Linked DNA regions of Homo sapiens: all the other regions are linked to region 1. A link is a contact called in ENCODE Hi-C or POLR2A ChIA-PET data. All regions are on one chromosome and are shown on one strand. Each heading gives the region's core, a stretch centred on a gene start or an enhancer-like site at or near the end of the contact. The rest is flanking DNA. Distances are from core to core; before and after follow the strand shown.

Region 1 (2,558 bases), core at 38-2,537:
AGGGTGGATGCGGCAGGTTATAAATGATGCTGTCTCCTTTGTTTGGTGTACACTCGTGGCAAAACTGCTGATGAGTATACCCTTTCTGCAGGAAGTAAAAAAAAAAAATGGCCACACTAAATAAATCTATGTTCAAGTGCTATTTTTTTATGGCACTGGGGAACAAGCATTTCAAACAATTTGGTGGCAGTCTGTATGGGGATACATTCTCCTCCAGGGGTGGTCTCCAGTCCTCTCTCATGAGGGAGTGCACTCCCCTACCTCATTGAAGGGGCCCTCAGGAATGACAAATTGAGACAAATAAACCCAGACTCTCAGCAACACAGAGAGAAAAAAAAAAAAAAGAAACTGGCCAGCAACCTAGCTTAAAGGATCCTCACATACTGTGGCGACAACTTTGTGCACAGGCCAAGAAAGAAGAAGCTGTGGGAGCCAATAAAGTATTTCCTTGGTGATCGGGACTAAAAAAAAAAAAAAAAAAAAAGCCACAGGACGGTAAAGCATTCCTTAGTTAGGACGTACCAAGGAGAGAGAAACTGCAGGGTCAGTAGATTATTCCTTAGTCGGGATGTCTTGGAGGTTAAAAATAGGTGAGAAATCCCCATAGAAGGGGTGTTGAACCTCAGAAAGAGGTGAGAAATCCCCATGAGGCGGGTTGAACCTCAGAAAGAGGTGAGGAATCCCCATGGGAGGGGGGCGTTGAACCTCACACAAACTCCCAGTAGTAAGAAAAATATTCAGAACCCCCCTTTCCTTTCTTCTTGGGGGAAGAAAGAATAGCCCCACTGCCACCAGTCCCTTCCCTAGGGAAAGGGGAAGGAGGGGGAAAACAGCAGCATAGGTGGCTGGCATGGAACAGGAATTAAAATAAATTACAGAATGTGTAAGCAAAAACTCAGTTGTATATAAGAAAACCCAATTCCCCCCTGAGGAAGAGAAAGAGCCGGAGTCCTTTAAAAATTAACTGCCTGTTTTCTGTGGCTAGTGAGCCTTATCTCTCCCTTTCCCAGGCATTATGAAGACCCTATTTCTCTAGCTGTGCAGCTGCAAGGTCACTAGACAGATAAACTCAAGTCATAAAACATGTTTTTCCTTGAAAAGAAATGATGTCATGTATGTCTCAATTGAATAACTGTCTTTGTTTCTTGCTTCTGTTATACGCTTCCCCCTGCACAAATCTTCCCCCACCCACGAAATGCTTAAAAGGTAACTTGACTCTTTGTTTGGGGCTCAGTCCTTTGGATGTTAATCCAAGTGGACCAGTGCACCTAAATAATAAATATCCTCCTCAATCCCTTGGTCTCTCTGATTCCTTATATATCCCGATACATTTCTGGGGGCTCATCAGGATTGGAGATGACAGATTTACTGTCCCCTTTGCCTGCGATACTAGGTCCCCGGGGCCAGGAGAGACCCGGCATCCAAGGTGTGCCACAGCTGAGCTTCACCCGGATATATAGACCAGCTCTCCCCACGTCCCAGCACCCTGCCTGGCAGCGCAATGGAACCGAGGATGGGGCTGCAGGACGATACCAGCACTTCAGGAACTGTGGTAAGGAGTATAGGCCCAAGGCAGGAAAGCCCGTCCCATAGGGACAAAGGGGAGCTTGATCACCTCCCAGGGACTGACCACTAATCCAACCCAGAGTGGCTGGGGGCAGCAGGAGTGGCCTGCCAATTTGGATGAAGCTTATGTCCCCACTAACAAAGTGAAAGTGGTTCACTGGATCTGGAGACAGGAACTGGGAGTGGTGTGTGTATGTGTGTGAATATGGGAGCCTAACTAGGCTCACCCAGGTCATGAGAGAGGCTCATTCCATCCGATGAGGACTCCTGCAGTAGGAGTGGTGTATGTGTGTGAAAGTGGGAGCCTAACTAGACTCACCCGGGACATGAGAGAGGCTCATTTCGTCCAATGAGGAATCCTGGGGCAAGGAAGGTGTGTGAAAGTGTGTGAAAGCGATGGTCTCGGGAGAGGCCAATGCAGGGAGTGACGTGGGGAGGCACAGATCCCTTAGCACGGGCTGTGTGCTCTGAGGCGAGTGTGGGGGGAAATCAGACCTAGGACATTGCATACAGCTGATAGGACGAGCTTTGCAGCTGTAGCAGGCTGTGACAGGGGAAGACACCTTCCTGGCTAAGCAGTGTCCGAAACTCCTGTAATAGGACCGGGTCTGCTGGACCTGAGAGTGAAAGTGAGAGTGAGAGTGAGAGTGTGCCGCAAGGGAGGAAATGGGAGGGAAAGCGTCAAAACCAACTCCTTTGGAGTGCATGATAAAAATTTTAAAGAAAGGATTTAGAGGTGATTGTGGGATGAAACTGGATGTTCAAAAGTTAAAGACATACTGTGAATTACAATAGCCCTCTTTTAGTGTCAGATGGCTGGCCGAAGGCACTGTAGAGAAATTGGCCGTGTGTTTTAAGGTGGTGACTAGGGTCGGAGGACAGCCAGGGCATTCAGACCTAGTCTTTATATTGACTCATGGCTAAATGTACGCAGCCCTGCCTAGCAGTTTATTGTAGAATGCTCGCAGCTCACGCCGAGATAAACCAACTGT
Region 2 (2,558 bases), core at 1-2,500, 490 kb before region 1:
ATACTGAATATATTATTCAGTAACTTTTAAAATATATTCATATGTAATATGATATATAATATTGTATTATATAATGTATTTATATACAAATGTATAAATTTATACAATTGATTGAAAGTAGAAAATAACACTGGTTTTACTAGTGGCTGGAAGGCCTTCTTAAAACTTTTGATTAAAATGATATTTTATGCTACCATCAAATATTGATCTCATTCCCCGCAAACCTGTTTTATCTAACTTTAGGCAGAATTATAAAACCGGTTAAAATACGGGAGGAAGGATAAAGTGTGCATTCTATTGTACCACAGCAATAATTTTTTTGACCGTAGCATACGCTGGTAGGTTGACATTTAGTTAAACGGGAAATGCTTAAAGCTCATCACAGTCCCTAAATCTCTAAATCATAGATCGTTGTATTGAATGCATTTAGTTTCAGCCTTTTCTCTTTCAAATATTTTGACATAAATAAACCCTGTTGAAATCTCAAAGATGTAGCTTGGATCTTATATATTCCGAACTTGCTATTTAATAAATCCAATGTTACCAGGTTGTTTCATAGTGTATTTTTTAGAACATTTTCTTTCCTTATCCTTCTTAGGGTTGGTAAAGACATCTCCATGGATATCGGAGTACTAGCAATTCCTTAGTAAGAGTAGGAAAGGGATATATTCTTTCCGTTAAGTACTCCTAAAGCCCGGAGTATCTTTACACCATCCAATAAAGCAATCTTTAAAAATATTAGAACTATTGGCTAAATTTATCATATTATGTATGCATTCTGAGAACTGTATGAGTATCTGGATCATATCTATCATCTTCTCAAGTATTTGTTTTATAAAATACTTAGTAAAAATGAAACTAAATCTTGAGCAGTTTTAAGTCATGGTTAATCCTTCTCCATTGTAATTCAAATAATGTAAAGTAAGTCTGAATTTATTAGGACAAAACAGTCATATGCAAATCTCAATCTTGTTATAAGAAGGAATTTTCTAGTTTCACAAAAGAAACCACAAAATTTAATTCTTTTCTCGAAGGCTTTAACATTCTGCATCACAATTTCAATAAATAACGGTCATTCTAAACAAACAAAAATGTTCTTACCGTGCTTCTTTTAATCAGCGTTTTGATTTTCTGCTAGCAGCTTTGTGTCATGTCTTGCAGAAACTCTCTTCAAAGTTGTAACTTTATTTAACTTTAATATAAAAATGTTACTCTTGTTTTTACAGCACAGCTCCAAACTAGAGGTATACCACTTTTGAAGAGTAACTCAAAGTATAAATAGCATTTTGCAAACTGGAAGTAACCATGTGACTATCTATTAGTCATACTGTTGTTTATTACAATTTTCTTCTCGTCAAAAAAGAAAGCTTGCCAAGGAGGAAGGAAGTTTGTGATATAACAATTTAAAGCTGAAGAATAAACACATATTTTCTTACTTTCTCAACTGGGATTCTCATCTGAACCACAGAACACGAAATTGCTCAAGTGGCTGTTTTTCTGATTCATCCAGGAGTGGTACTTAACCACGTATCCTTCCAGAACTGTAGGAGAGGCTGATACTAATTAATTCAACAGCATTCTTTAGGACATTACTGCTTTCTTATCCTGTGTTAAGAAAGATCACCTTAAAAGCGATAGAATCAAAGAAAAAGCAATGGTTTAAACTTTGGCTACTGAAAGAAAAACAAAAACTATTATCTCTCTCTCAAAGACAAATGCGTGCAAAGTCACACGTGTGGGTGTGAGCACACACACAAACACACACAAAGACACACAGAGGGAAAAAAGAAAACGAAAGTAACAAAGTGCCCAGAACGTTATCATCAGCATACAAGATGACACCATTATGCTTTTGCTAAGTTACCAGGCCACAATTTTGTCTTCAAATCTGCTCTAATCAGTTTCCCAGTGATTTTGTATTACCCCTCAACAAATATATTAGGGAGGAAACTGAGGAGAAGAAGCCAGTGTCCCGCAAGCGGCTTCGGGATTAACACTGCATTTGTTCTGAGAGAGAAACTTGAAGAGGAAAAGCAAATGAGAATAGAGAAGAAACTGTAGTACAAAGGAATTAAAACAAAGAAAATATGAAGAGAATAAGAAATACAGGTTTAATCATTTCTGGGCAGAAGGAAAGGACAGATAACAAAATTGCTCTTTTCATTTTTGGACAGAAAAAAAAGACAGAAAATTCATGAGGAAATGAATATATTCTACCTTTGTTGTTAACAAAAGATTGTATCCAAAGAACTATTAGAAAAGCATGTATAGAAAAATATAGAGATTACTCAAGTATGGTTGAGTGAAATTTAGTTTTGTTCCAAAAAGGAAAACAGTCAAGATACAACAGTTAAGATATAAAACATTTTCAACACAGGGAAATGTTCCCCGCTGTTGCTTTGCAGTTCATCCTCACCCCTGAAGCCAGGCAGCAGCCAACTTACTGTCAATAAACATGAGCTTTGCTGGTTTTAGAAATTCCTGTTAAGCAGAATGATACAGTTGGCAATTCTTGTAAGTCTGATGTCTTTCACTGAGCATAATGTTTTTGAGTTTTA
Region 3 (2,558 bases), core at 18-2,517, 420 kb before region 1:
TTTTTTTCATTGTTATATCATCAGCAGGCAGCACTGTGCCTAAAGCTTGATACATATTTATTGAAAGACTGATTATTCTAGAAGGTGAAGCAGGTGACTAAGTTTGAAGAGCAATTAGATGCACTGTCTTGGAAAATGCTTTTATCTCTAAATTGTTCTATATTAAGGAAGGAAAGACTAGTTATTGGTATCCAACTGAATCAATAATACAATAATTTTAACAATTTAATTTAATAATTTTAGCAGAAATTGTTTACTTACATTTTCTGGGAAATCTTAAAATCCCCCAAAGAAGAAAAGCAATGCCTCCACATATAAAAATTGAGATGATCATTATTTTCCTTTCTATTATACCAAAGAGAAACAGATGTCATTGTTTATGTTCCAGAGAGAAAAAAAGCAAGCAAACCAACAAAAAACCCATCATGTTTATCTCTTTTCTCTATCTTCCGCGTGTTCTACTGTTCACAATTCAGCAATTAATGTATTAGAAAAATAAGAAAGGGAACTAAGACCTAACGTTTGAACATCAGGAGCCTCGAAGGTGCTTTGGCTCCACTTTCCTGTGCTATTTGGCAGAACTGTGTTACTAATTCTTCTGCCCTGCTTCCAGAACAGAAAACCAACAGTTTCCTCGCAGCGTCTTTTAATAAAATACTGCCTTTTCCAAGGGAAAATTCCAAGTATTTTTAATGAAATACTGTCTTTTCCAATATGATGGAGGAGGCTGGAATCGCCAATTATCATTATTATTGAAGTCTTTGTTTTATTAATGAAAACTGCTTTTACTTAAGATCTATATTATGGTCGCTATCCCCTACCCTGCCCTTCCCTCCCAATGCTAAAAGGGTGCAAGCTAGGATCAAGAAAAGATGCTAGAATAATCACACAACCTCACCCACCTGGCGTGTTGGTCTGCTGCTCCACAACCTCCGTCCCATCCTTACTCTCCATCCCTTCTCCCTCCATCTCCAACCCTCACGAGGAAGGCTCATCCTTCTGTGTGTGATCACAGAGGCTGGAATAATCCTGCGGGTGAATTGCAAATTGCTAAGTATATTTGGTGAGTGCAAACCGCAGGAAACTGACGACCCGGTTTTTCTGAGGGGTGGTGCGGCAGCAAGACAGTAGGAGAAACAGCACAGCAACCTAGCATCCTCCACTCAGCCGCGCAGGTGGACTTGGGCCAGATGGCCCCCAGGGGCGTGTCATGTGCCTTCTCTGACGTTTGTACGAGGCAGGGGCAGCAACGGCAGCCGGGCATGCACCAACGGTGCCTCTGCCCCGGCAGCGATGACTCTACAGCCCATGATTTCCGCAGCCCACGATTGGCTGGGGCACAGCGATAAGAATTCAACCTAATGGGCACCTCACCTCCCACCTGCTTGGTACGCAGAGCAGAGAATGGGGAGTCCCATACCCTCCCTTTCCGGCTTCTTTATATTGTCTCCCTAAAAATCTCCGATTGGACACAGGTATATAACATAAATTGCCTGCACTGGAAAGTGTACACATTCTCTCACGCCACAAAGTGGATCTGCCCCCATTTTCTTGTTTTTAATAACTTTTTTCTGTTCTACATTTTTAACCACTGTGTTCTAAGTGTACCTGTGGAGTGTTTAGTAAAATGTGGGAAAACAAAGCCATTGTTTTTACATGTTTTCATAGGAACTAATGAAAGCTTGTTTCATATACAGGCAGTTTTTATTTTGCACTGTAGTGTGTGATAATAAAAATTACTGCACAAGCTGATATCACACCAAGCTATTTTAATAATAGGGAAAAGTATGATTTTTCCTTTATCCTCTTTTCCTGATTGAAAATTACTTTACTGTCACTCATAAACGTATAGGGAAATGTAAACAACAATAAAATTAATATTTTTAAAGTATGCTATAATTAAAACATTAAAAACACTGAGTTTCAAGTGTTTTGCTTAAAAGAAAATGAGTAGTGTGAATTGAGTACGTGCTGTTGTTGTTCTATCGCTTACAATATGGAGCCAGCATCTTTTAGATGCCTTCTCAAGCTTTTTTATTCCTAAATTTGGATAGACTTCCAATATACTATTCTTTGCACTTGAAATGTTAGGAAACACATTGAGAGTTCATTTGATGTGAACACTTTAGCTCGTATAACTTCCTCTGGGACCTCTTCATTCTTTTCATCACAACCACTTACCTTATTTTTGTCAATAAGTGTGCCTTTACTAAATTCCTCTGGTTGCATTATCTAGAGACTCTTCAAAAGGTGAATTATTAATAACCCTATCAACAGCTATTGCTTCTCTAACTTCATTTCTCTTCTATTTTATTTCCCCTTTCAGCGCCATCATTTTTTGCTGCACTTTGTGTCACTAACCAATTTCCTGTTTCAATTACCTTCCTCTTCTTGTCTTCCTGTTTCAAATTTCCTTTGGAATTTGTCATACAGTGACAAACCCATGTGACATTTACAAAATAATACAGAATAACTCTCCATCTTATTCTGTATTAACTGATAAAAGATGCATGGTGACCAATCAATCATTGACAGACTTGGAAAAAAGTGACATGGTT
Region 4 (2,558 bases), core at 40-2,539, 350 kb before region 1:
GACACGGACCAGAACAGAGATAGAAAACCATTCTTAATTTCTTATTTTTGTAATCATCTATTTAAACTGGTCCTCATGTCAATGGTCTCTGCCTTTTCTGAATTCAACTAGAATAGTAAACATAAGCATAGATTTATTATTTGTTTCAATATTTTTGATAGTGGAGTTTTATTGATATATGACTTAGAGCCTCCAAACATTTTTTTGATTATTTCATCAATTTGAAAAAAAAAAAAACAAAAAACATGAACAAGTAACATATGTATATTTAGGTGTTTAGAGATCATGCACAGCGTTCCTAAAGAGAAAGTTTTTACATTGCCTTTCTGCATCTGCTTCACAGCTGTGGGGTGAGTGCACCTCACGCTGGACACCTTTGACTAAGATAATCTCCACACAGATATGAACCTTGGAAGTTTTAGATCACTCCCCACTCATCTGAAACCACAAAACTCATACCCAATCCTTCCCCTAAGTACAGTTATCTAATATTCTGCCTCTCCCCAAAGGAAAGCTTTAGAGGAGATTCCTTAATTTCGTCCCTCATATATAGCGCTCCCCCCCCATATTTTCCTGGGTTCTGTATTAACTACATATTGCTGCTGTAACAAATTACCACAGATGTATTAACTTCCGGTAGTTATCTTTTTAAAATCTTGTCCTGTGTATTCCTTGCTGTCTGCAGGATTATCCCATGGTTGTTGTTCTGTTAGGAACTTTCCCAACCATGCCAGAAGAGGGCACTCCCATTCATACTCACGTTAAGTAGCTAAGTAGCTATCAGTTTCTTCTCCATGCTCCATTACCAACACCATGTCTCTCTCTCTCTGTCTCTCTCTCTCTGTCTCTCTCTGTCTCTCTCTCACACACACACACACACACACACACACACACACACACGCTTGAATTTTCTATAATAGCAGCCAGGTGTGTGGCACAGCTCTTTCTGTCTTAATGTGTGTCTCTCTGCTTAATATCTAATGTGGCTGAGAATAAACTAGAACCAATGTCTCCAGGCAGATTAGCTAGCCTTAGATAGATGTAAAGAAGACAACCTGACTCTTTTCTGAAACATTCAGAGCATCCTCTACCCCGAGGATCATGGGAATTCCCTCATGTTCCTCCTGCTCTGCCTCAAGCACCCCTTCTTTGCTGCACAGCAAGAAACAGTTCTGACAGAGCAGACAGTTTGAGATCTGTAACATTCTAATGAGAATATCTCTAAGGAGAATATTTGGCTTTTCTCACTTTCTCTGTAGAGAAACAAATTGTCATTCTTCTCTTACAGAGGGGCAGTAGAGTGTGTCTGGGTCAGCTGAGTGACTACATCAAAGCTCCCAGCCTTGAAAAACACATGCTGTTCCCAGGCCTCAAGATATTGAAACATTAATTAGATAATTTAAAGTAGCGTTTTCTTCTACAATGTCTGAAGAAGTGACCTACGCGACACTCACATTTCAGGATTCTGCTGGAGCAAGGAATAACCGAGATGGAAATAACCTAAGAAAAAGAGGTAGGAGTTCAGAGAAGACCAGCTGTGTCCTTGGGGGAGTGGACAGGTGTTAAATGCTTTGAGGTGCCAGCTTTAATACTGGCGTTAAAGACATGTGCTGTGAAATCTCCAAAATGGGGACAAATAGTTGTGGAATGTATTAGAAAAGTGAGTGTTCCCAAGGTTGAAGTGAAAATATGTGGCTTTCAGAACCTCTTTAAAGTTGTGTGATATCACACAGTCAGAGAAATTCTGACTGCACATGCCAGAAATTGAGCTTGGGGAATTAGAGATTTCTTCTTATGAATATAATCCTTGATATTTATACCTTGTTAGAGATGCCAGGAGGATATTCTTTCAGAAACCAGATTGGAGGCTTCTAAAATAGAGAAGGTAGAGGACGTTTTTCTTTTAGATGATGTAAGTTACTTAAGAGAAAACTGGAAGATGAGTGAGTGGATTAGAAATAGATCAGAGCTAATTTTTCTTTTGTCAGTATTTTTTCAAATTTTAGGGTAGTTGAAATCCGAGCATAATTTGTAATGTTGAACCAGTAATAATAGTATCTGGGTAGTATTTTATGTACATTATATACAGATATAATTGTAATGAAAATCCACAATAATATTCGAATATTAGTATTTTCTCCATTACATAGATGAAAAAACTGAGGGTGAGAGAAATTAGATAATTTAAGCAAGCTCACACAACTGCTATGTGGGGAAGCCCAGTCTCAGTGCTGGTCTTCAGCTCATTCTCTTATGCCTAATTGGAAAAATAGCAGTCTCCATGGTCAAGACTCTGATTTAATATATAAGACCACATCTCTTATTTTCAGATATGTTAACTATCCAGGTTCTCCTGAATCATGTCAGTCATCTGAACTACTTTCTCCTGCCCTCTAGATTTATCTTTACATTTTGTGTGGTGCATGACATTTGAGGGAAGGATATTTACAAAAAGCCGATGGGAATAGACTTTGCATATGTCTAATAAATGTGGTTACACATTTTTGCCTTGTTTTGTTTTACTTTTTAATTCTAATTCTAACCTGTGAGGAAAAAGG
Region 5 (2,558 bases), core at 21-2,520, 330 kb before region 1:
TTCTGGGGTAATAGGTATGTTGTACCTGAATTCCACTCTCCCTCAAAATATCTGTCTCAAATTTGTATATACATTAGTAGGTATCAATCAGGAAGGTCTCCCTCAACCCATTCAATAGGCCCTGCCACAAAATTTGAAAAGTTTAAAAAATTCAGAGCCCTGCTTATGTACATGGGTGTACATTTTTGCAGACAAAAATCCCCTGTGCCCTACCTACTCAGCAATCTTCCCCCTTCCTATCAATCTTCCTCTTCCCCTGAATCATTGGTCACAACTGATCTCTTTGTTTTCTTTGTCTTGGTTTTTCTCGAATGTCATATAGCTAGGATAATATGATAGCTTTTCAAACCGGCTTCTTTCACGTAGTAATATGCATTTAAGATTCCTCCATGTTTTTCATAGTTTGACAACATTTCATTTTGTTGTCGAATGATACTCCATTGCATGAATGTACCACAGTTTGTTTATCCACTCATCTTTTGAAAGACATCATAATTACTTCTAATGTCTGGCAATTATGAATAAAGCTCCTGTGAAAATGTGTGTGCCAGTTTTTGTGTGTGTTGGGAGCAAGCCCCCCAAAATCCGGCCATAAACTGGCCCCAAAACTGGCCATAAACAAAATCTCTGCAGCACTGTGACATGTTCATGATGGCCCTAACACCCATGCTGGAAGGTGGTGGGTTTACGGGAATGAGGGCAAGGAGCAGCTGGCCCGCCCAGGGTGGAAAACCACTTAAAGACATTCTTAAGCCACAAACAATAGCATGAGCAATTTATGCCTTAAGGGCATGTTCCCGCTGCAGTTAACTAGCCCAACCTATTTCTTTAATTCGGCCCATCCCTTTGTTTCCCATAAGGGATACTTTCAGTTAACCTAATATCTACAGAAACCATGCTAATGACTGGCTTGCTGCTAATAAATACGTGGGTAAATCTCTGTTCGGGGCTCTCGGCTGTGAAGGCTGTGAGACCCCTCATTTCCCACTTCACACCTCTATATTTCTGTGTGTGTCTTTAATTCCTCTAGCGCCTCTGGGTTAGGGTCTCCCAGACCGAGCTGGTCTCAGCAGTGTGTACAGGTTTTCCACTTTCTATGGTTCCTAGATTGTCTGTTAATACTATACTTACCTCTATAAGAAACTGTCAAGTTTACCGGGCCGCGAGGGTGCAGGCTGCGCAGATGGTGTGGTCCTGCGCCCCGAGGGCCGCAGCAGCTCATCCGGCAGCTCCCACCCCAACAACCTGGAAGGGGGCGGGACTTCCGTTTGTACCCGGCTGTGGCAATCTGTGGTGAAGTTGAAATGCTTTTCTGCTAGACTGGCAACATGTTTTGATTCTTCTCAAATAACTCGCAAGCTCTTGTGAAGCACAACGGCCTACCTTGTCCTGAAGAAAACATACTCTAAGGCCCACAGATGATTAAACCCAGCCATTTATGTGACAATAGCATTTTTATTTTTCTTATCAAGATCTGGGTATTTGATCCACACAATGGTAAAGATTCCCATGTTAGCCAAGATCTAAATGATTCAAACTGATGATACTCTCTGCAGAAGAGGTAAGAACCACTGGCAGTAGGGTGGAAGGTATGTCATTACAGATGATGCTGACAGAGAAGGTCATCTGAACCTACTTTATAAGAAAGGCATGATTAAAGGAGAAAGGGGAAAGGGCATTCTAGGTTAGGAAAGATTCTGAAGAAATGTAAAATAATATGAAGGTGTGAGCTGATATATTTAAGAAATAATGAATGATATGTGGGAGTATGTATCATCTGCAGAGATGGATGAGGGAAGATGCAAGTGGAGGGGAAGGCTGGAGCCGCTGGTGGAAAGACGTTAAGTGTATTTCAATGGCCTGATACTGCAGGCAGTAGACAGCCTCTGTAAATCAGGTAGCTTCCTTACTCTTGCTCCTACTGATCCCTCAGTCTAAAATGCCCTCTGCACTTTCTCTTTAGAGATAGAGAGGGAAAGGGAGTCAAACACGAAATCTCCAGGAGGCCATCCCTGGTTATTTCTTACTCCTCTGTTGATTTCCTTTAATCTGTGAAGTGTCTTCTAACTCGTGGCCTGAGGCTTTAGTGACTCTGCTGACTCATTGTCTGGTGCTACTGATTGTGCTAATGGTCTTCGATATTGTGTCCAGTGCCCCCCACCATTTTGGGAAGAAATTGGCTTTAGTTTTTACTCAGATTGAAATTTTATTTAGAAACGGGAGTAGCAAGACCAGGTGCAGTTAGTTACACCTGTAATCCCAGCATTTTGGAAGGCCAAGGTGGGAGGATTGCTTGAAGCCAGGAGGTTGAGAAATGGGAGTAGCAACCAATGTCGGTAGAAGAAACAGCATATAATAACAGGATGTGATAAATCTCAAGAAAAGTTACGCACAAATTACTATGGCAGCAGGAACGAGTGAGCCGCCCGATGCTGTCAGTGAAGGCTCTGAGGATTGGGAAGGATTGGCAGGGTTACAGGAGACAAACAAATGCTACAAATAACATTCCAAGTAGAAGGGGAAGTGAGGGTAGGGAAAGGAATGCAGACAAGGCTGAG

The links. A loop is a pair of places that touch in the nucleus more often than their neighbours do. ChIA-PET counts read pairs that join two places held with the same protein, here RNA polymerase II (POLR2A). Pooled maps may share reads with other maps.
Region 2: a loop to region 1 is called in a map of ovary, with 5 times the contacts of the local background. The contact joins the promoter of CLEC2B here to the promoter of KLRK1-AS1 in region 1. A Hi-C loop is called at or near these places in 4 of 168 maps with a recorded cell type or tissue (CD4-positive, alpha-beta T cell, CD8-positive, alpha-beta T cell, cardiac septum and 1 more), 1 of 37 single-sample maps with no recorded cell type and 15 of 50 pooled maps. POLR2A ChIA-PET finds 5 or more read pairs at or near these places in 1 of 52 experiments (activated naive CD8-positive, alpha-beta T cell).
Region 3: a map with no recorded cell type shows a loop between it and region 1 (5-fold over the local background). The contact joins the promoter of LINC02470 here to the promoter of KLRK1-AS1 in region 1. A Hi-C loop is called at or near these places in 1 of 37 single-sample maps with no recorded cell type and 5 of 50 pooled maps.
Region 4: a loop to region 1 is called in a map of endothelial cell of umbilical vein, with 2.8 times the contacts of the local background. The contact joins the promoter of CLEC12B here to the promoter of KLRK1-AS1 in region 1. A Hi-C loop is called at or near these places in 1 of 168 maps with a recorded cell type or tissue (endothelial cell of umbilical vein).
Region 5: a loop to region 1 is called in a pooled map, with 3 times the contacts of the local background. The contact joins the promoter of CLEC9A here to the promoter of KLRK1-AS1 in region 1. A Hi-C loop is called at or near these places in 1 of 50 pooled maps. POLR2A ChIA-PET finds 5 or more read pairs at or near these places in 2 of 52 experiments (BJ and H1).

What each region holds. Positions count from the first base shown.
Region 1 is chr12:10,362,482-10,365,039 of GRCh38, forward strand. KLRK1-AS1 (KLRK1 antisense RNA 1) reads left to right here and starts at 1,288. Exons shown (of 4, transcript NR_120430.1): 1 at 1,288-1,552. RefSeq lists enhancers at 1,759-1,808, 2,269-2,338.
Region 2 is chr12:9,868,104-9,870,661 of GRCh38, forward strand. It overlaps CLEC2B (C-type lectin domain family 2 member B), which reads right to left and starts at 1,251. Exons shown (of 5, transcript NM_005127.3): 1 at 1,102-1,251.
Region 3 is chr12:9,942,228-9,944,785 of GRCh38, forward strand. LINC02470 (long intergenic non-protein coding RNA 2470) reads right to left here and starts at 1,268. Exons shown (of 5, transcript NR_104634.2): 1 at 903-1,268; 2 at 262-345.
Region 4 is chr12:10,009,338-10,011,895 of GRCh38, forward strand. CLEC12B (C-type lectin domain family 12 member B) reads left to right here and starts at 1,290. Exons shown (of 6, transcript NM_001129998.3): 1 at 1,290-1,513. The coding sequence starts at 1,423.
Region 5 is chr12:10,029,412-10,031,969 of GRCh38, forward strand. CLEC9A (C-type lectin domain containing 9A) reads left to right here and starts at 1,271. Exons shown (of 9, transcript NM_207345.4): 1 at 1,271-1,561. LOC102724020 (a long non-coding RNA gene) reads right to left here and starts at 1,212. Exons shown (of 4, transcript NR_169587.1): 1 at 1,132-1,212.